Regions from separate parts of the Homo sapiens genome. Here region 1 is linked to region 2. Evidence: read pairs that join two places in POLR2A ChIA-PET (ENCODE). Cell type or tissue: OCI-LY7. All regions are shown on one strand. Each heading gives the region's core, and the rest is flanking DNA. Links, peaks and the distances in the headings are about the cores only.

Region 1 (10,082 bases), core at 3,033-5,532, 130 kb after region 2:
GGATTATAGGCATGAGCCACTGTGCTCGGCCTTTTTTTTTTTTTTTTAAGACAGAAGCTTGCTCTGTTGCCCAGGCTGGAGTGCAATGGTGCAATTTCAGCTCACTGCAGCCTCCGCCTCCTGGGTTCAAGCGATTTTCCTGCCTCAGCCTCCTGAGTTGCTGGGATTACAGGGACCCACCACCATGCCCAGATAGTTTTTGTATTTTTAGCAGAGACAGGGTTTCACCACGTCGGCCAGGCTGGTCTCGAACTCCTGACCTCAGGTGATCCACCCACCTTGGCTTCCCAAAGTGCTGGGATTATAGGTGTGAGCCACCACGCCCAGCCGACTAATTTTTTTACTTTTTTTTGTAGAGATGGGGTCTCACCGTGTTACCAGGCTGGTTGGGAGACCCTGTCTCTACAAAAAAAAAAAAAATTTTTTTATTAGCCAGGTGTGGTGGTACACCCCTGTAGTCCAGCTACTGGGGAGGCTGAGGCAGGAGGATTGCTTGAGCCTGGGAGGTTGAGGTGGCAGTGAGCCATGATCATGCCTGGGTGACAGAACAAGACTCTGCCTTGAAAAATAAATAAATACATAAATAAATAAATAAGTAGAAACTCAATCCTGGGAAGTGGGACTGGGAAGTTAGGGTAGGGAAGAGGAATTTTACTTTTCACCCTTATACCCTTCAGTGCTGTGTTAATCTTTTATTTTTTTCCCACAAATATCTATTATTTTGTGATAATTAAAAAGTAAATATATTATTAGAAAATAAGTTAATAAGAAATAAAGGATTTTTTTTTGAGACGGAGTCTCGCTCTGTCACCCAGGCTGGAGTGTAGTGGCGTGATCTCGGCTCACTGCAACTTCTGCCTCCCAGGCTCAAGCGATCCTCTCACCTCAGCCTCTTGAGTAGCTGGAGCTAGAGACATGAGCCACCATAGCTGGCTAATTTTTGTATTTTTTTTTTTTTTTGGTAAGGACAAGGTTTCACTATGTTGCCCAAGCTGGTTTCAAACTCCTGAGTTCAAGTGATCCTCCTTCCAACCTTCCAACATGCTGGGATTACAGGCATCAGCCACCAAGCCTGACTGGATATTTCTTTATTAATGATTAATATTAATCATTAATATTTATATGATTATATTATTTGATTATAGTTGTAGAATATATTTATATTTTATATTTATTAAAATACATGATATATTAAAATATATTGAGTATAAAATATACTAAATATAATTAATATTAAGGATTAATAAATAAATTACATAAGGAATAAAAATTATATAAGAAAATATTGCCTTATCCCCTGCCTGTCTGCCTTTTGACTGATGTGTGCTGTATGTACTATGAGCCTCTCACCTGTTCTGCACCTAATACAACAGCCACCATAGCCCTGCTTCCCAGACACCTTAAAAAGTTGTTTTGTTTTAAATAGATGTAGCCTGGCACACATGCCTGTGTCATGAGGGAGAGCATGGCTGGCCTGCTCTCTTGGTACTTATTATAAGGTCCTTCTTACTGGGGGTTTTATTCGATTATCACCTTTATGTCTGTTCCAGCCAGAATCCTGCTGTGTGACACCTGGGAATCCATCACCCTAGTCCCTGCTCTGGGGTTTGCACACCACATTTTCCTGGGTGTCAGGACTTCCTGGTGCTTGAAGATATGCAGTGAGACAGGGCTGCTTCTGACTTTTCAGAGTTCCTGCCTCTGACGCCTCACATAGCAGCCCCTGGACCCAGTGTTCTCAACAGTGGGGGATCTCTTCTCAGAGGAGAAAAGGCTCAGGCCTGGAGAGGATGGGCCTGGTGATTGCTGGGTGGGGCAGGGGATGCCAGATGTCCTGCAATGCACAGGTCAGTTCACTCAACATCCCTCGTCCCTGGACAGTTATGGCGACAAAAACACAATCTATAATTATCTGAGCCTAGAACCTGCGTTTTTACAAATAAACACGGTGAATTTGTGCATGGTTTTAACATATGATGAATTTTTCAAGAAAGCATCTATTACTGAAACTAATTTGTTTCTCAAGGGTTGTTTGAAATTTAAAAGATCACATCACCCACAGAGAAGCTGGTATCCATCTGCATTTGCAGCAGATGTATTCAGGGTGGTTCCATGGATAGGTTCAAACCTCTGACCACTTCATGATCATCCTAGGAGTCATGTACAAACATTCACAGTTTTGTTATTAGTCACTTTCCCTGTATGTCTCCTTTATATTACAATTAGGACATTTACAAATTCATTGGGTACATATGTTGTTTTATTTATGAATTTCTTTCACATGGTAAAAGGGATATTAAAAACTGTCTGTTTAACAAAGAGGCTTTGGGTCTGATAGGGCTGAGATCCATGGTGCTCAGGCCTCAGGGTACATTAGAACAGAGACCACCCCAATCATCCTGCGCCAGGAATATATGGTAGGTGCTCAATTAATGTTTGTTAAATGAATAACTTCACTAGGAAAATCTTTCCAAGAAATTAGCAGCAGCTCTTTGTTCTGTCCTTTGCAGTAAGTGACCAGTACATACTTCTTTTTTTTTTTTTTTTTAAGACAGAGTCTCTCTCTGTCACCCAAGCTGAAGTGCAGTTGTGCGATCATGGTTCACTGCAGCCTCAACTTCCTGGACTCAAGCGATCCTCCCACCTCAGGCTCCTGAGTAGCTGAGACTACAGGCGCATGCCACCACGCGCAGCTCATTTTTTGTATTTTTTGTAGAGATGGGGTTTCACCATATTGCCCAGGTTGGTCTCAAATTCCTGGGCTCAAGTGATCCGCCCACCTCAGCCTCCCAAAGTGCTAGGATTACAGGTGTGAGCCATTGTGCCCAGCTACATAATTTTGCAATGAATGTGTCAGATGGTTGAGCTTTTGGCAGAAGAGGAAAGCTGCAAAAGGTGAGTTTAAGATAACCTTGTCACCTAACCTGCCCTTCAGGGACTGTAGGAACACTAGAGGGGAAGATGCAGTAAATTTAATTCAGGAAATATTCTCTGAAGGGAAATAAAGCTAAAAAGAAATGCTTCTGACCTTTATATTAGATTTATTCACCCATTGAACAAATGTTTGCTCAATATTTATTATGTGTCAGGCACTAGGAGGCATAGCAGCTATGGTAGCAACAGGTGCTGTAGCTCAAAAAAATCCTACAATAGGCTTTGAGGAAAAGATTATTTTTAAAAAATACAAGTATGGGCCAGGTGCGGTGGCCCAGGCCTGTAATCTCAGCACATTGGAAGGCTGAGGCAGGTGGATAAACTGAGGCGGGTGGATAAACTGAGGTGGGTGGATAACCTGAGGTCAGGAGTTCGAGGCCAGCTTGGCCAACATGGTAAAACCCCCGTCTCTACTGAAAATACAATAATTAGCTGGGCGTGGTGGTGGGCACCTACAGTCCCAGCTACCTGGGAGGCTGAGGCAGGAGAATTGCTTGAACCCAAGAGGCGGAGATTGCAGTGAGCCAAGATCGCGCCATTGCACTCCAGCCAGGGCAACAGAGCAAGACTCCGTCTAAAAAAAAAAAAAAATACAAGTATGTACACAATAGAAAGATTTTTGAAATAAGCCATAATCTTCCTTCCCAGTTAATTCTCAGTGGCATTTAAAAAATAATGCATGTGGAAGACTGGAAAATTCAAACAGTACAGAAAGTAGGAAATGAAAGGTTAAATCTCACCCATATATATCCCATATATTTTTATTTTTTAATCTACATACATATTTCAATCCAAAAGAACCCTACTATATGGCTGGGCATGGTGTCTCATGTCTGTAATCTTAGCACTTTGGGAGGCTGAGTGGGGAGGATCTCTCAAGCCCAGGAGTTGGAGATCAACCTGAGCAACATAGTGAGACCTTGTCTCTACTAAAAATTTAAAAATTAGCCAGGCATGGTGGCGCACATCTATGGTCCCAGCTACTCCAAAGGCTGAAGGAGAAGGATTGCTTGAGGCTGGGAGGTCAAGGCTGCAGTGAGCTGTGATTGCACCACTGCATACCAGCCTGGGTGACAGACAGAGAGAGAGCCTGTCTCAAAAAAAAAAAAAGAAAGAAAAAAGAACCATACTATAAACACGGTTCTGCACCTTGCTTTTGTAACATAGTAATATATTTTTGAGATCTTTCCATTTTAGGGCATGCTTGTTAACAACTACTAGAACTCCACTGAATGGATGTACCATAATGTATGTCACTTGTCCCTTATTGATGGGCACTCGACACTGTCTCTATCCTGTGCACACTTTTGAGAGCTCTCTGCACCCCTCGCCATGAGACTGGATTTAAATCTTGCTTTCCCCTGGCCAGCCCCAAGCAAAGAGATGGGAGGAGGGCTTTGTTTCTCAAACAGCAACCTCTGCTGGGCCAGGCCAGGAAAGCACCCCACTAGGAAACAATCGTATTAACAGAACCTGTGTTAATAGAAGCTTTCTGGTGGCAGAATTCTATCTAAATTTTTCTCTTTATATTATTCTGTTAACAAAATTTTCTACAACAAACGTGTACTTTTACAGTAAAAAAGAAAAACACCTAGATTTTATCTTGAATAGTTTTCTGGCAGCTGGGAATGCCTTTTCCTTCTTGTGTAGTGTTCCCTTGAGTGGTTTACCTACAGCAGCCTGGATGTGGAGTAGGAGCTGGGATTTCTGCCTGTGTTCTGGCATCTGGTGACAGGATCTTTCTTATCCCCTTGTTGACTCAGGACTCTGGGAGGGTTTTATAAAAATAGCAATAATTAAATAGCTGACACTTATGGAGAATTAACTGTGCCAGTCACTATTCTAAGTGTGGTTATATGTGTTAACATACACAACATCCTGATTAGGTACTATTACTATTGTTCCATTTTGCAGACGTAGCAACTGAGGCATGGGGTGGTTATGCAACATGCCCAAGATCACACAGCTAGGATAGTGTATAACTGGCTCCAAAATTGTGCAAACCAGCTCTAGAGTCTACTCTGCTTAGCACTGCCCTCTCTCACCTCTCTGTTGAGTAATGTTCTGTTATTATAGATCTCCCTGACCCTTTGTTTCCTCACCTATAAACATCTACTTCAAGAAAAATTTGAGAAATAATACCAAATAGATAAAGCGTGTAGGGCATAGTATATGTGAAATACATTAACTAACTTTGGGAGGTCAAGATGGGAGGATCGCTTGAGCCCAGAAGTTGGAGACCAGTCTGGGCATCATAGGGAGACCCCACCACTACAAAAAGTTTAAAATTTTTCTGAGTATGGTGGCACATGCCTGTAGTCCCAGCTTCTTGGGAAGCTGAGGCAGGAAGATGGCTTGAACCCAGGAGATGGGGGCTGCAGTAAGCCATGATAGTGCCACTGCACTCCAGCCTGAACAATAAAACAAGACCCTGTCCGAGGAGAAGGAGAAGAATGAGAAGAAGGAGGAGAAGAAGGAGAGAAGGAGAAGAAGGAGAAGGAGGAGGAGGAGGAAGAAGAAGAGGAAGAAGAGTAGGAGGAGGAAAGAAAAGAAAAGAGGAAATAAAAAGAGGAAGGTGAAGAGGAAGCAGGAGAAGGAGAAAGAGGAAGAGGAGAAGAAAGAAGAAAGAAGAAGAAAAAAGAAAAAAAGAAAAAATTAACTAACCGTTATTAATATCCTGGGAGATCCCACTGAGGGGGATGGGGGTTTGGGAGGTAAGCTGTATACGGACCTTGATCTTCCAAGGATATACCCTTGAGGAATGCTCTTGATCAGATCTGTGGAGGGAAAATGATGGATTTCACCCCACATGTGAGCAAGATGCATGAGGCAAAAACCAGCCAGGGCTGGAGGCACTGCTAGAACTTCAGGATGGGATTTGGACACACATCAGGTTCTAGAGGAATGAAATCATGTCTATGCAAAGATTTGTATCTAAATGTTCATAGCAGTTTAATTTGTATTAGCCCAGAATTTGAAGAAATCCAAAAGTCTATCTACAGGTAAATAGATAACATGCACCCTATGCACGTTGCTTAACCTCTGTAATTTATTTATTTATTTATTTATTTATTTATTTATTTATTTATCTATCTATCTATCTATTTTGAGACAGAGTCTCGCTCTGTCTCCCAGGCTGGAGTGCAGTGGCACGATCTCTGCTCACTGCAAGCTCCGCCTCCCGGGTTCCAGCCATTCTCCTGCCTCAGCCTCCCGAGTAGCTGGAACTACAGGCGCCTGCCACCGCGCCCGGCTAATTTATTATTATTTTTTTTTGTATTTTTTAGTAGAGATGGGATTTCATTGTGTTAGCCAGGATGGTCTCGATCTCCTGACCTCGTGATCCGCCTGCCTCGGCCTCCCAAAGTGCTGGGATTACAGGTGTGAGCCACCGCCCCCAGCCACCTCTGTAATTTAGTTTCCTTTTTTTTTTTTTGGTACAGACAAGGTTTCACTATGTTGCCCAAGCTGGTCTCGAACTCTTGGCCTCAAGCCATCATCCATCTCAGAACCCCAAGTGCTGAGATTACAGGTGTGAGCCACCATGCCTGGATAGTTTCCTAATTTTTCTTTTATGTTTTAATTGAACTGAACCTGGAATTTCCTTATTTTTAAATGGGGACAAGCTGGGTACGGTGGCTCATGCTTGTAATCCCAACACTTTGGGAAGCTGAGGCAGGCAGATCACCAGAGGTCAGGAGTTCGAGACCAGCCTGGCCAACACAGTGAAACCTCATCTCTACTAAAAAAAATACAAAAATTAGCCGGGCGTGGTGGCAGACACCTGTAATTCCAGCTACTTGGGAGGTTGAGGCAGGAGAATCGCTTGAACCTGGGAGGTGGAGATTGCAGTGAGCCGAGACTACGCCACTGCACTCCAGGCTGGGCAACAGAGCAAGACTCCATCTCAAAATAAATGAATAAATAGGGACAATGATTCTTCAACAGCTATTGCAAGCTAACATGAGACAATGTATATAAAGAGTTTAGCCTAGCTCCTGGCATTTTTGAGGCGTTTGGTAGCTATTACTGGCACTCTTTAATGGTCAGTTCTAATAGTTAGAAAGCTATTGAGATGATATTGGTCCCCTATAACTTCCTGGTATTGCCATGCCAGGAATTCTGCATACAGTTTCAGTTGTTCCGCAAACTTTTTTTTTTTTTTTGAGATGGAGTCTTGCTCTGTTGTCCAGGCTGGAGTGCAGTGGCATGATCTCAGCCCACTGCAACCTCCACTTCCTGAGTTGAAGTGATTCTCCTGCCTCAGCCTCCCTAGTAGCTGGGATTGCAGGCGCATGCCATCATGCCCAGCTAATTTTTGTAATTTTTTTAGTAGAGATGAGGTTTTGCCATGTTGGCCACGGTGGTCTTGAACTCCTGACCTTAAATGATCCACCTGCCTCGGCCTCCTGAAGTGCTGGGATTACAGGTGTGAGCCCCCGTGCCCAGCCGGTTCAACAAACACTGATTGGGCATCTCCTGTGTGCCAGGAACTGGGCCAGGTTTGTGAGCACAACTGAATATAAAAGAAGACCAGCTTCTGTTTACATGAGAGTCACTGGGATAACGATAGTCATCATGGATTCCTTGACATATCTCATTCTTAGGTTCAACCTCCTTCTCCCAGATCCTTTTACTGCACCTCTCACATCTTTTTGTTTGTTGATTTTAATTAAGTCTCAAAAATACCCCTCCTCCAGGAAGCCTTCGCAAACTGCACTAAGCAATTATTATGGCCCCTTTCTGATCATCCTTTCAGCACTTGGGGACCCAGTTCCCACTCTTCCTATTTGTTTGCACTTGCCAATTTTATTTTCTTTTTTGAGACAGAGTCTCACTCTGTTGCCCAGGCTAGAGTGTAGTGGCACAATCTTGGCTCACTGCAGCCTCCACCTCCCGGGTTCAAGCAATTCTCCTGCCTCGGCCTCCTGAGTAGCTGCGATTACAGGTGTGTGCCACCCCAACTGGCTAATTTTGTATTTTTAGTAGAGGTGGGGTTTCACCGTGTTGCCCAGGCTGGTCTCAAACTCCTGACCTCAAGTGATCTGCCTGCCTTGGCCTCCCAAAGTGCTGGGATTACAGGTGTGAGCCACCGCGCCTGGCCTATTATATTATTATTGCTAGTATTATTTAACTTCATGACACAGCTCTGTACTCATTTTTCTTCCATTTTTTGACTGCATACTCCTTGGTCTCCATATGGTAAGTTCATAATTTGTCTATAGAGAGAATAGAAAGATAATTCAGTCTTTCCTTCAGCACAGCTGACTCCACTTTGGCTTTTTTATTGATCATTTAGAAAAGTTTCATTCTCCACAGTATACTGCCTGGGGCAGACCTGCCCAGAGCCCCAGGTTTGCCCCAGCTCTGCAGCTCCCAGGCGGGGCCTCAGCGACCTCTTCTTCCCAGCCAGCCCCATCCCATCCCTCTGCCAGCCCCATAAGCACTGAGCGGCTGGGGCAGCGCTACCGTCTCCGGCCAGCAGGTGGGGCCGAGGTGCCCTGAAGCTTAAGCCTCGGTCTCAGCATCTTTTGAACGAGTCCTTGGAATCAGAGGTCTCCTTTCCCAACCTTTCACGTCTTCTTGCTGTAACTGGAGGATATTATTTCATAATAATTATCATTATTATTACTATGTGAATGTCAGTTTGCAAGACAAGTGGAAGAACGCTCCCAACATTGTCAATGTTATGGGATTTGGGGAGACTTGTTTTTTAAAAAACAAATTTCTGGCTGGGCGCGGTGGCTCATGCCTGTAATCCCAGCACTTTGGGAGGCCGAGATGGGCGGATCACAAGGTCAGGAGATCGAGACCATCCTGGCTAACACGGTGAAACCTCGTCTCTACCAAAAATACAAAAAAATTAGCCGGGCGTGGTGGCGAGTGCCTGCAGTCCCAGCTACTTGGGAGGCTGAGACGGAGAATGGCGTGAACCCGGGAGGCGGAGGTTGCAGTGAGCCGAGATCACGCCACTGCACTCCAGCCTGGGCGACAGAGCAAGTCTCCGTCTCAAAAAAAGAAAAATCAAACACTTACAGATTTTTTTTTTTTTTTGAGACAGAGTCTTGCTCTGTCGCCCAGGCTGGAGTGCAGTGGCGTGATCTCGGCTCACTGCAAGCTCCGCCTCCCGGGTTCAAGCAATTCTCCTGCCTCAGCCACCCGAGTAGCTGGGACTACAAGCGTGTACCACCACGCCAGGCTAATTTTTGTATTTTTAGTAGAGACAGGGTTTCGCCATGTTGGCCAGGCTGGTCTCGAACTCCTGACCTCAAGTGATCTGCCCACCGGTATTTGATTTTTTTTTTGTTAGAATCATCTTTACTTTTGAATCTGAAAAAAATATGTATAATTTCATAATGGACAGTGGCCCTTAAGAGTGTTTTGGGGCTGTGCACAGTGGCTCATGCCTGTAATCCCAGCACTTTGGGAGTCCGAGGTGGGTGGATTGCTTGAGCCCAGGAGTTTGAGCCCAGCCTGGGCGACATAGCAAAATCCTGTCTCTACAAAAAATACAAAAAAATTTAGCCAGGCATGTATGCCTGTGATCCCAGTTACTTAGGAGGCTGAGGTGGGAGAATCACCTGAGCCCAGGGAGGTCGAGGCTGCAATGAGCTGTGATTGCACCACTGTACTCCAGCCTGGGCAACAGAATGAGACCTTGTCTCAAAGCAAAAAAAAAAAAAAAAAAAAAGAGTGTTTTGGACATGAAGTCCAGAGAGAAATGATTATAGCGACTATAAAAACCATATCTTATCTATTTATCATATTTTAAAGTTTCTAGAGCACTTTCACAGAGATAAGTTAACTTAGACCTATCAACATCATGTGATGAAACTAGGGCAGAAACAGTTTCTACTTTTTACAGATAAAGAGACAGAGGTCCAAAAAGTGGGTCTCAGATTGCCACAGTTAAATGTAATGGACTCCCATTCCCTCACCTACTCTGGTTAGCTCTGCTGGCTCTATTGACTGTGCTACTAATCTCCTCTTTCTTGTCATCTCCCTACCCTGCTTCTCTTCCAGATCTCATTATTTTCACCTGGACTGTAAGGGGAACCTCCATTCTGAGCTCCCTGCTGCCAGCCTCTCCTGCAGCCTCTCCTTCATGACATTCCCTTGCATAAAATCCTTCACTGGCTCCCCACCAC
Region 2 (10,082 bases), core at 2,719-5,218:
AAGCTCGAGAGTGACTAATACAATTCTTATATCACTCATTTCAATGTTAGGGACTTTTACATTTTTAAATTAATAAACGGGCACCATGTAGAAGCTTCGCTGAAAGAGGGAGCCTTTGTAAAGCTTAGTGCCCATGTTGTAGAGACAGTGGAGCTGTCACAGCCATGACGTGGTGAGGAACATGAGCCACCTGACTGCTGCTTCCTGGCCGTGTGACCCTGGAAAGTTGCTTCAACTCTTGGTACATTTGTAAAATGGAGATAATAAGGCTGGCCCTCTCAAAAGGTTGTGAGGATAACTGAGAAACGTGTAGGTAAAGTGTTAACTAGTGACTGGTGTGTGGTGGGTAGTCTGTAAATGTTAACTACTATGATTATCGTCTTCATCCGTCTGGACTGCTATAACAAACAGAATACCGTGGACTTGGTAGCTGATAAACAACAGACCTTTATTTCTCACAGTTCTGGAGCTGGGAAGACCAAGATGAAGATGCAGCGGGTTCGGTATCTAGTGAGGGCCTGTCTCCTGGTTCATAGATGCCACCTTCTTGTTATGTCCTCAAACGGTGGAAGGGGATAGGGGTCTATCTCAATCTTAAGTCTGTCTTTTATTTTATTTTATTTTATTTTATTTTATTTATTTGTATTTTATTTTATTTTATTTTTTTGAGACAGGCTCTCGCTGTCACCCAGCCTGGAGTGCAGTGGCATGATCATGGCTCAACGCAGCCCCCACCTCCTGCGCTCAACTGATCTTCCCAGTTCAGCATCCCAAGTAGCTGGGACTACAGGTACAAACACCATCCCTGGCTAATTTTTGTAGAGACAAAGTCTCACTTTGTTGCCCAGGCTGGTCTCAAACTTCTGGATGCGAGTGATCCTCTTGCCTCAGCCTCCTAAAGTGCTGGGATTACAGGTGGGAGCCATCACACCTGGCTAATTATTTTCCTGGCCCATCATTTTCCTATATCAATGAACAGAGGACCATTCTGCTTACCTCTAATTTGAAATGCAAGTGTATCCGCCTTGGGTACAGCGAATAATGGATATGGTCAGTATTTACCCAAGGATGAATGTGATTGCCCAAAAGCAAAATAGAGATCTGACGCATTTTAGAAAAGGTAATCTCAAAGAAAACAAAGTAGCATTTACTCGAAATGTCTTTCTTGGCCTACTCAGTAATTATGTGTTTAGAAAAGATAAGTAGTAAAGAGTGACAGGAAGGAAGACCAACATCAACAGGGCATGTTAGTAGATGAAATGTTTAAAAATGTAATTATTGAGGGAGACTTCTGTTTCCAGCCCTGACAGAGTAACAAGTACCAAACATGCCCTCCTGCTATAAGGAAACTGGGCAAAGTATATGAAACAAATGTTCATACACGTACTATAAATGTGCATACATGTACTATAGGCAATTCAAGACTGTGAGAAGGAAAATAAATGGAATGAGTCCAAAAATGACCTAGGCTGTCTGCCTGGAGATACTTCCCAGACTGCTGTGGTGCAAGAAGAGGGAACCTAAACAGAATATAGTCGTTTCACCAAGTTGAAGGACAGAGATTGGTTTCAGGAGGCTAAGGTGGCTGGAATTTGCAAGGCAAAGTAACACAGAGAAAAGAGTCCAAAAAAGAGCCCAGGAAATCTGCATAACAGTGTTCTGGAGTCTTGTGCTAAATATTAAGCTGTATCTCTAACAGGAAACTCCATAAAGCCAAGCAAAAAATCACTATGGGGAAATGTAAGTTGGACAGTTCCCAGAGCCCACACACTACTGGGGTATGTTTGAGTTCCAACTCTGAGTGAAGAGACCTGATTAAACACTGAGGATATGTGGTAAAGATCCGTGAAGGGTTACACCTTAGGAGTAGAACTGAAATAGACCTAGAACAGCAGTTCTCAACCAGGGGTAAGTTTACTCCCCAGAGGATATTTTGCTGTATCTGGAGACAATTTATATTGTCATGACTGGGAAGATGCTACCATTGTCTAGAAGGTAGAGGCCAGGTGTCTTAGTCCATTTGTGTGGCTATAACAAAACACTGGGTGGTTTATAAATAACAGAAATGTATTTCTCACAGTTCTGGAGGCTGGGAGGACCTAGATCAAGGCACTGGCAGATTTGGTGTCTGATGAGAGCCCGCTTCCTGGTTTAGAGAATGTGTCCTCGCTGCTTTCTCACATGGCGAAAGGGGACAGGGCAGCTCTCTGGGGCCTCTTTCATAAGGACACCAATCCCAAATGCCCCACCTCCTCTAATACTATTAGTGTTAGACTTCAACATATTAATTTGGGAGAGACACAAACATTCAGACCACAGCAGCAGGGATGCTGTTAAACATCCTACGGTGCACAGGAAAGGCCTCCACAACAAAGACATGTCAACAAGTGCCAAGCCTTTGTCAATCCAAATGTCAAAAGTTGCGACCTGAGTCTGTGAGTGTGAAGGAAAAAAAAAGGACAAATATCAAAAGTACCAATGTTGTGGCCAGGTGCAGTGGCTCACGCCTGTAATCCCAGCACTTTGGGAGGCCAAGGTGGGCGGATTGCTTGAGGTCAGGAGTTTGAGACCGGCCTGGACAACAATGGTGAAACCCTGTCTCTACTAAAAATACAAAAATTAGCCAGGCATGGTGGCATGCGCCTGTAATCCCAGCTACTGGGGAGGCTGAGGCAGGAGAATAGAATCACTTGAACCTGGGAGGCAGAGGTTGCGGTGAGTTGAGATCATGCCACTGCACTCCAGCCTGGACGACAGAGCAAGACTCCATCTCAAAAAAAAAAAAGAAGAAAAGAAAAGAAAGACATTTTCAGATAAATAAAAGCTGTGAGGTCATTTCCAGAGAACGGCATTATAAGAAATATTTTTTTGGCTGGGCACGGTGGCTCATGCATGTAATCCCAGCACTTTGGGCTTTTTGTTGTTGCCTTGTTTTTTCAATATTTTTTATATTAATAGAGATGGGGTTTCGCCATGTTGGCCAGGCTGGTCTTGAACTCCTGACCTCAAGTGATCTGCCCCCGTCGGCCTTCCAAAGTGCTGGGATTACAGGCATAAGCCACTGCACCCAGCCTATCCCAGCATTTTGGGAGGCAGTAGGGAGAGGATTGCCTCAGGCCAGGAGTTCAAGACAAGCCTGGGCAACTAGCGAGACACAATCTCTACCAAAAATAGAGAAAAATTAGCTGGTTATGGTGGCACACACCTTTAGTCCCAGCTACTCAGGAGGCTAAAGATAGAGGGATTGCTTGAGCCCAGAAGTTTGGGGTTTCAGTGAGCCGTGATTGTGTCACTGCACTCCAGCATGGGTGACAGATAGAAAAATTAGATCTACACAAAGAAATAACGAGATGTGGCCTGGCGCGGTGGCTCATGCCTGTAATCCCAGCACTTTGGGAGGCCAAAGCGGGCGGATCACGAGATCAGGAGATCGAGACCATCCTGGCTAACACGGTGAAACCCCATCTCTACTATAAATACAAAAAATTAGCCGGGTGTGGTGGCGGGTGCCTGTAGTCCCAGCTACCCGGGAGGCTGAGGCAGGAGAATGGCATGAACCCAGGAGGCAGAGCTTGCAGTGAGCCGAGATTGTGCCACTGCACTCCAGCCTGGGCGACAGAGCAAGACTCCAACTCAAAAAAAAAAAAAAAAAGAAAGAAAGAGATGTAAATACATGGTAAATATAAAATACTTTTTTCATTTAAAAGAATTTCTCTAAAAAGATAATTGACCATTTAAAGCAAATATAAAAATATAGTTTGGACTTTCTAATGGAAATGGAAATGAAATGTCTTAAAACAATAGCACAAAGGTTCCAAAGGGAAAATGGAGTTGCATTATTAAAAGGTTCTCACATGATATGTAAAGTAGCATAACAATATTTAAAGATATGTGATACACTCCTGAAACAGGAGCCCAAGCGTGCATGTGGACACAGGGTCGTGGGAGATGAATGCGGTGGTGTCGCAGGTGAACTCTCTGCCGCTTCTCAGCCTGATGGTGGCGCTCATATTTAGCTGCTTTCACCATCACCACTGCCTTCAAAGACGGAAGCATCCTGGTGTGGTGGCAATGACTCGCCGATCAAGCTGAAAAACGTAGATGACTTCAACGGACCGAGAGAAAGAAGTGATTTGGGATTCATTACATTTGATGTAACTGCTGATTAACTCAGCTCGTTTCCCAGTAGTGGCACCAGTCTTGTAGTTAATTGTGAGAATACATTTGATTGGAATGTTAAGCAGTTGTTTATTTATCAGCAGAATATTCAACAAAAGATAATCTACGATTAGAGACCTAATGGCAATATATTTGCAACAAAATTTGAGACCTGTGATTAAAATTATCATTATGAAGATATGTAATCAAAAGCTGTAAAGATTATTAATAATTTTTCTATTTTCTGAGATTATTTTAAAATCCATCTCAGTACAGCTTTTTTTTTTCTCATATTTTTTTTCTGTTTTTAAGAGATAGTATCTCACTCTGTCACCCAGGCTGGGGCAATCACAGCTCACTGCAGCCGCAATCTCCTTGCCTCAGGCATGTTTTGGTTTTGTTTTTGTTTTTGTTTTTAAATACATGGCATGAGCTGTTTTAGTAGTCTTACTAAGCCATGTATCTGCAGTTAATTATATTGAAAATAATTTTCCTTTGTTTTGGTGTTGTATGGGATTCATCAACGTAAGTACTTGAACTAGTCTTTTTAACTGTAAATTACATGCCAGGTGCAGTGGCTAATGCCCGTAACACCAGCACTTTGGGAGACTGAGGTGGGAGGATCACTTGAGCCCAGAAGTTCAAGGCCAGCCTGGGCAACATAGTGAGACTTTGTCTCTACAAAAAAATTTAAAAAATTAGTCAGGTATGATGACATACAATTGTAGTCTCAGCTACTGGCGAGGCTGAGGTGGGAGAATTGATTGAGCCCAGGAGGTTGAGGCTGCAGTAAGTTGTGATGGTGCCATTGCACTCCAACCTGGGTGACAGAGCAAGACCCTGTCTCAAAAAAAAATTAAATTTAAAAAATTATAAATTATAATTGAGAATAGGTTTTATAATTAAAAGCTGTTAAACTATTAGATTAAAAATCTGTTAAAGTTATCAGTTATTATAATTGAAAGCAAATTAATCTAGTCTGATTGCAAGTGGGGTAGAGGTGGAGATACTTATATAGAATGTTGCTCAAACAGAAATCTTCTTAGGTTCTATTTTAATGTTGATGCTGAAGGTATAAAGTGATAGACTTAAAATATGAAAGTGAAATCCATAGAACTGAAATGTGCCTATATGTTATTTACCTTATGTTGGTCGTCAGTGTTGCCTGGAAATTATTTGCAGTTAAAGGCTCTAAACCAAGTTGGCCTTGAGGACGAGATTGTTCTGAGAGGTATTAATCTGAAGCTACTCTTGAAATATATGAAAACAAATTTTTTTTTGACAATGAAAATGGTTGCAAGAGGAAAGTCACTTTGACTCTATCTGGGAACCGTGTACCAGTTGCTGGAACGCTGCCTCGGGACAGGATGAGAACAGGTATCTATTCCATTTCCAGATACATGTGAAATAATAAAGAGAATATTAAATTATTCTAAGTTTGAAACGATGTATTTTTATTGATTATTATTTTTTTTTGTTGAGGCAGAATCTCGCTCTGTCACCCAGGCTGGATGCAGTGCCCTCTTGGCTCTCTGCAGCCTCTACTTCCCAGGTTCGAGCGGTTCTCCTGCCTCAGTCTCCCGAGTAGCTGGGATTACAGGCACAGGCCACCACACTGGCTAATTTTTTTTTTTTTTGAAACTGTGTCTTGCTGTGTCACCCAGGCTGGAGTGCAGTGGCGCAATCTTGACTCACTGCAACCTCCGCCTCCCAGGCTTAAGCGATTCTCGTGCCTCAGCCTCCTGAGTAGCTGGGACTACAGGCATGCACCACCACACCCAGCTAATTTTTGTATTTTTAGTAGAGATGGGGTTTCCCCATGTTGGGCAGGCTGGTCTCAAACTCCTGGATTCAAATGATGCACCACCTCGGCCTCCCAAAGTGCCAAGATTACAGGCATGAGCCACTGCACCTGGCGAAACAATATATTTTTATTCTTAACGAATTGTATCTCATTGACCTTTAAAAAAAAATGAGGCTGGGCACGGTGGCTAACGCCTGTAATCCCAGCACTTTGAGAGACTGAGGCAGGCGTATCACGAGGTCAAGAGATTGAGACCATCCTGACCAACGTGGTGAAACCCATCTCTACTAAAAAATACAAAAATTAGCTGGGTGTGGTGGCACATGCCTGTAATCCCAGCTACTCGGGAGGCTGAGGCATGAGAATCAATTGAACCTGGGAGGCGGAGGTTGCAGTGAGCCAAGATCACATCACTGCACTCCAGCCTGGGCGACACAGGAAGACCCTAAAAAAAAAAAGAGTGAGACAAAACTATATACTCCATAAAGAAATCTAATTTGAATATAAAGACAACAGATTAAGAATAAATGGACCAGGCAAGGTGGCTCACGCCTGTAATCCCAGCACTTTGGGAGGCCGAGGCGGGCAGATCACCAGAAGTCAGGAGTTCGAGACCAGCCTGACCAACATGGAGAAACCCCATCTCTACTAAAAATACAAAATTAGCCGGACATGGTGGCGCATGCCTGTTACCCCAGCTACTTAGGATGCTTAGGCAGGAGAATCACTTGAACCCAGGAGGTGAAGGTTGCGATGAGCCGAGATGGCGCCATTGCACTCCAGCCCGGGCAACAAGAGCAAAACTCCTTCTCAAAAAAAAAAAAAAAAAAGAATAAATGGATGGAAGCCTGGGCAACATGGAGAAACCCCATCTCTACAAAACAAAACAAAAACAAAAAATTAGCCAAGCATGGCAGCACATGCCATAGTCCCAGCTACTCAGGAGGCTGAGGCAGGAGAATCACGTGAACCTGGGAGGCGGAGGTTGCATTGAGCCGAGATCGTGCCACTGCACTCCAGCCTGGGCAACAGAGTGAGAATCCGTCTCAAAAAAAAAAAAAAAGCAAAAACACATTTTTTTTTCAAGTGCAAATGTAACATTCACCAAGACAGTCCATGTCCTGGGCATGAAACAAATCTTACAGTGAAAAAGACTGTCACAATATAGAGTTCTGTTTTGTTTTGGTTTTGGTTTTGGTTTTTGAGATGGAGTCTTGCTCTGTTGCCTAGGCTGGAATGCAGTGGCACGATCTCAGCTCACTGCAACCTTAGCCTCCCGGCTCAAGCGATTCTCCTGCCTCAGACTCCCAAGTAGTTGGGACTACAGGTGTGCACCACAACGCTCAGCTAATTTCTTTGTATTTTTAGTAGAGAGGAAGTTTCACCATGTTGGTCAGGCTGGTCTCAAACTCCTGACCTCAAATCATCTGCCCGCCTCAGCCTTGCAAAGTGCTGGGATTATAGCCGTGAACCACTTCTCCTGGCCCACAATATAGAATATTTTATTTGACCACAAAAGAATCTAGAAATCAATATCATTACATACCTATCAGAAGGGCACACACATTTAAAAAAGTCAAAAATCTGACATTACCAACCGCTGAAGAGAATATAGAGCGGCCAGAATTGATAGGGATGTCAAATGGCACAGCCACCTTGGAAATCCATTTGGCAGGTTCTTATAAAGTTAAATATGTACCCACCATATGACCCAACCATTCCATTCCTAGGTATTTACCCAAGAGAATGAAATCCCATGAGCCCCAAAAGACTTGTACATGCATATTCATGGCAGCTTTATTAATAATAGTTTTATTAATAATAGCTGCCATGAATATTTGTGGATGGGTATTAAAACCAAATACACATCTAGCTGGGCAAGGTGGCTCATGCCTGTAATTCCAGCACTTTGGGAAGCTAAGGTGGGCGGATCACCTGAGGGTGGGGGTTCAAGACCAGCCTGGCCAACATGGTGAAACCCCGTCTCTACTAAAAATACAAAAATTAGCTGGGCATGGTGGTGGGCACCTGTAATGTCAGCTACTTGGGAGGCTGAGGCAGCAGAATCCCTTGAACCCTGGAGGCAGAGGTTGCAGTGAGCCAAGATCATGCCAATGCACTCCAGCCTGGGCGACAAGAACGAAACTCCATCTCAAAAAATATATATCCATCTATAGGCAAATAGATAAGCAAATTGGTTTGTCCATACAAGGGAATACTACTCAGCAATAAAAAGGAGCAAACTTCTGATAGACACAGTACACAACAACATGAATGGATCTTGAAAACTTTATTGATGAGCTAAAGAATCCAGATCCGAAAAAGTGTGTATGTGTGTGTGTGTGTGTGTATAATACATATATATAGTAGGATTTTTTAATATAAAGTCCTAGAACAGGAAAAACTACTATATAGTGACAAAAAGCAGACCAGTGTTTGCCTAGTACTGGGAGGGGTAGGACTGACTACAAAGGAGTATGAGGAAAATTTTGTTGGTGATGGAGATGTTATATATCTTAATTATGATGATATATACATAGATGTCAAAATTCATCAAACCATACACTAAAAATAGGTACATTTTAATATATATAACCTTTATCTCAATAATAGTTGATTTTAAAAAGAAACAAATTGTCAAGATGTTATACACTAAAGATTTGTGCACTTTACTGAATTGTATGTTTCAATTTTTTTGTTTGTTTTTTTTTGAGACAGAGTCTCTGTCTCCCAGGCTGGAGTGCAGTGGCGCGATCTCGGCTCACTGCAAGCTCCGCCTTCCGGGTTCATGCCATTCTCCTGCCTCAGCCTCCCCAGTAGCTGGGACTACAGGTGCCCGCCACTACGCCCGGCTAATTTTTTGTATTTTTCATAGAGACGGGGCTTCACCGTGTTAGCCAGGATGGTCTCGATCTCCTGACCTTGTGATCCACCCGCCTCGGCCTCCCAAAGTGCTGGGATTACAGTGTGAGCCAGCGCGCCGGGCCTGGGAGGAGGCTGGATACCTCTGTATGTGACCTTTGAGTCTGCAGAGACGAATCCTTTAGGGCACATCCCCAGATGTCTCCATCCTGCGTGTCCGGGTCCCAGGCTTCCTCAACCAGGGCTCTGAGGTTGTGTAAACAACTTGTCTTGGCTAAGCATTTATTTTTTATTCTTATTTACTTATTTTTTTTTGAGATGGAATCTCGCTCTGTTGCCCAGGCTGGAGTGCAGTGGTGTGATCTCAGCTCAGTGCAACTTCTGCGTCCCCAGTTTAAGTGATTCTCGTGCCTCAGCCTGCCCAGTAGCTAGGATTACAGGCACGCACCACCATGCCCAGCTAATTTTTGTATTTTTTGTAGAGACTGGGTTTTACCATGTTGGCCAGGCTGGTCTCGAACTCCTGACCTCAAGTGATCTGCCTGCCTTGGCCTCCCAAAGTGCTGGGATTACAGGTGTGAGCCACCGTGCCCAGCCTTGGCTGACCATTTAAATGCCTCTGGAACTCAATGACTTTAACTATTAATGAGAGGGAGCAGGGACCCCCCCTTTTTGAGCCTTCAGGCACCTCGAGCATGGAAATAAAGGAAAATGGTGAATTCCTTCAAGGGAAATTCCAGGCTCCTAGCTACTCCTGAGAAGTAAATAAGCAACTTGATACGCAAGAAGGTAATGGTAGTTTAAAACAGTAGTTAGAATCACAGGATGTTTGGTTCCCCTACAGAAACTAAAGATAACATCTTAACATATGTCACTGAGTTATTTTTCAGGAACTCAAACCCCTATCAAATGGATCTGCTGGCACTTTAGACCTCAGAGAACAGGGAGCTGAGGACTGGACTTCTTTGTTCTCAATTTCTTCCTGAGGGGCCTGGAGGAGGTCATGCCCACAAGCCAGAGCTAACATTCTTTGCTGCTGACCCCAAATTTTTAAACAAAACTTCTCATCCTCAACCAATTGCAAATCAGAAAATCTTGAGTCTATCAGTGACCTGTAAGCCCCCACTTCAAGATATCCCACCTTTTTAGGCCAAAACAGTGTATAATCTCCATGTATTGATTTATGATTTTGCCTGTAACTTCTGCTTTCCTAAAATCTACCCCTGCCTTTAAAAATTCTTTCTTTCAGGCCAGGCAC

What was found. Peaks named below come from ENCODE experiments on the same cell type or tissue, not always from the same donor. Only the 100,000 strongest peaks of a DNase experiment are listed, where the experiment ranks them.
Region 1: POLR2A ChIA-PET joins it to region 2 with 16 read pairs; 5 of 35 experiments call an interaction of 5 or more read pairs at or near these places.

What each region holds. Positions count from the first base shown.
Region 1 is chr1:226,195,496-226,205,577 of GRCh38, reverse strand. LOC101927247 (a long non-coding RNA gene) reads right to left here. Exons shown (of 2, transcript XR_001738504.2): 2 at 8,204-8,526. Among named protein-coding and RNA genes, the nearest start is that of ACBD3, 14 kb to the right of the region's middle. RefSeq lists an enhancer at 1,629-2,130. In OCI-LY7, for the core only: CTCF peaks have their summits at 4,160 and 4,364 (motif pointing left); a DNase peak (open chromatin) is centred at 4,327; H3K4me3 peaks cover 172 bases; H3K27ac peaks cover 906 bases.
Region 2 is chr1:226,327,522-226,337,603 of GRCh38, reverse strand. It overlaps the pseudogene LOC101060016. Among named protein-coding and RNA genes, the nearest start is that of LIN9, 23 kb to the right of the region's middle. RefSeq lists an enhancer at 3,818-4,372. In OCI-LY7, for the core only: CTCF peaks have their summits at 3,780 and 3,989 (motif pointing right); DNase peaks (open chromatin) are centred at 4,013 and 4,523; H3K4me3 peaks cover 945 bases; H3K27ac peaks cover 1,172 bases.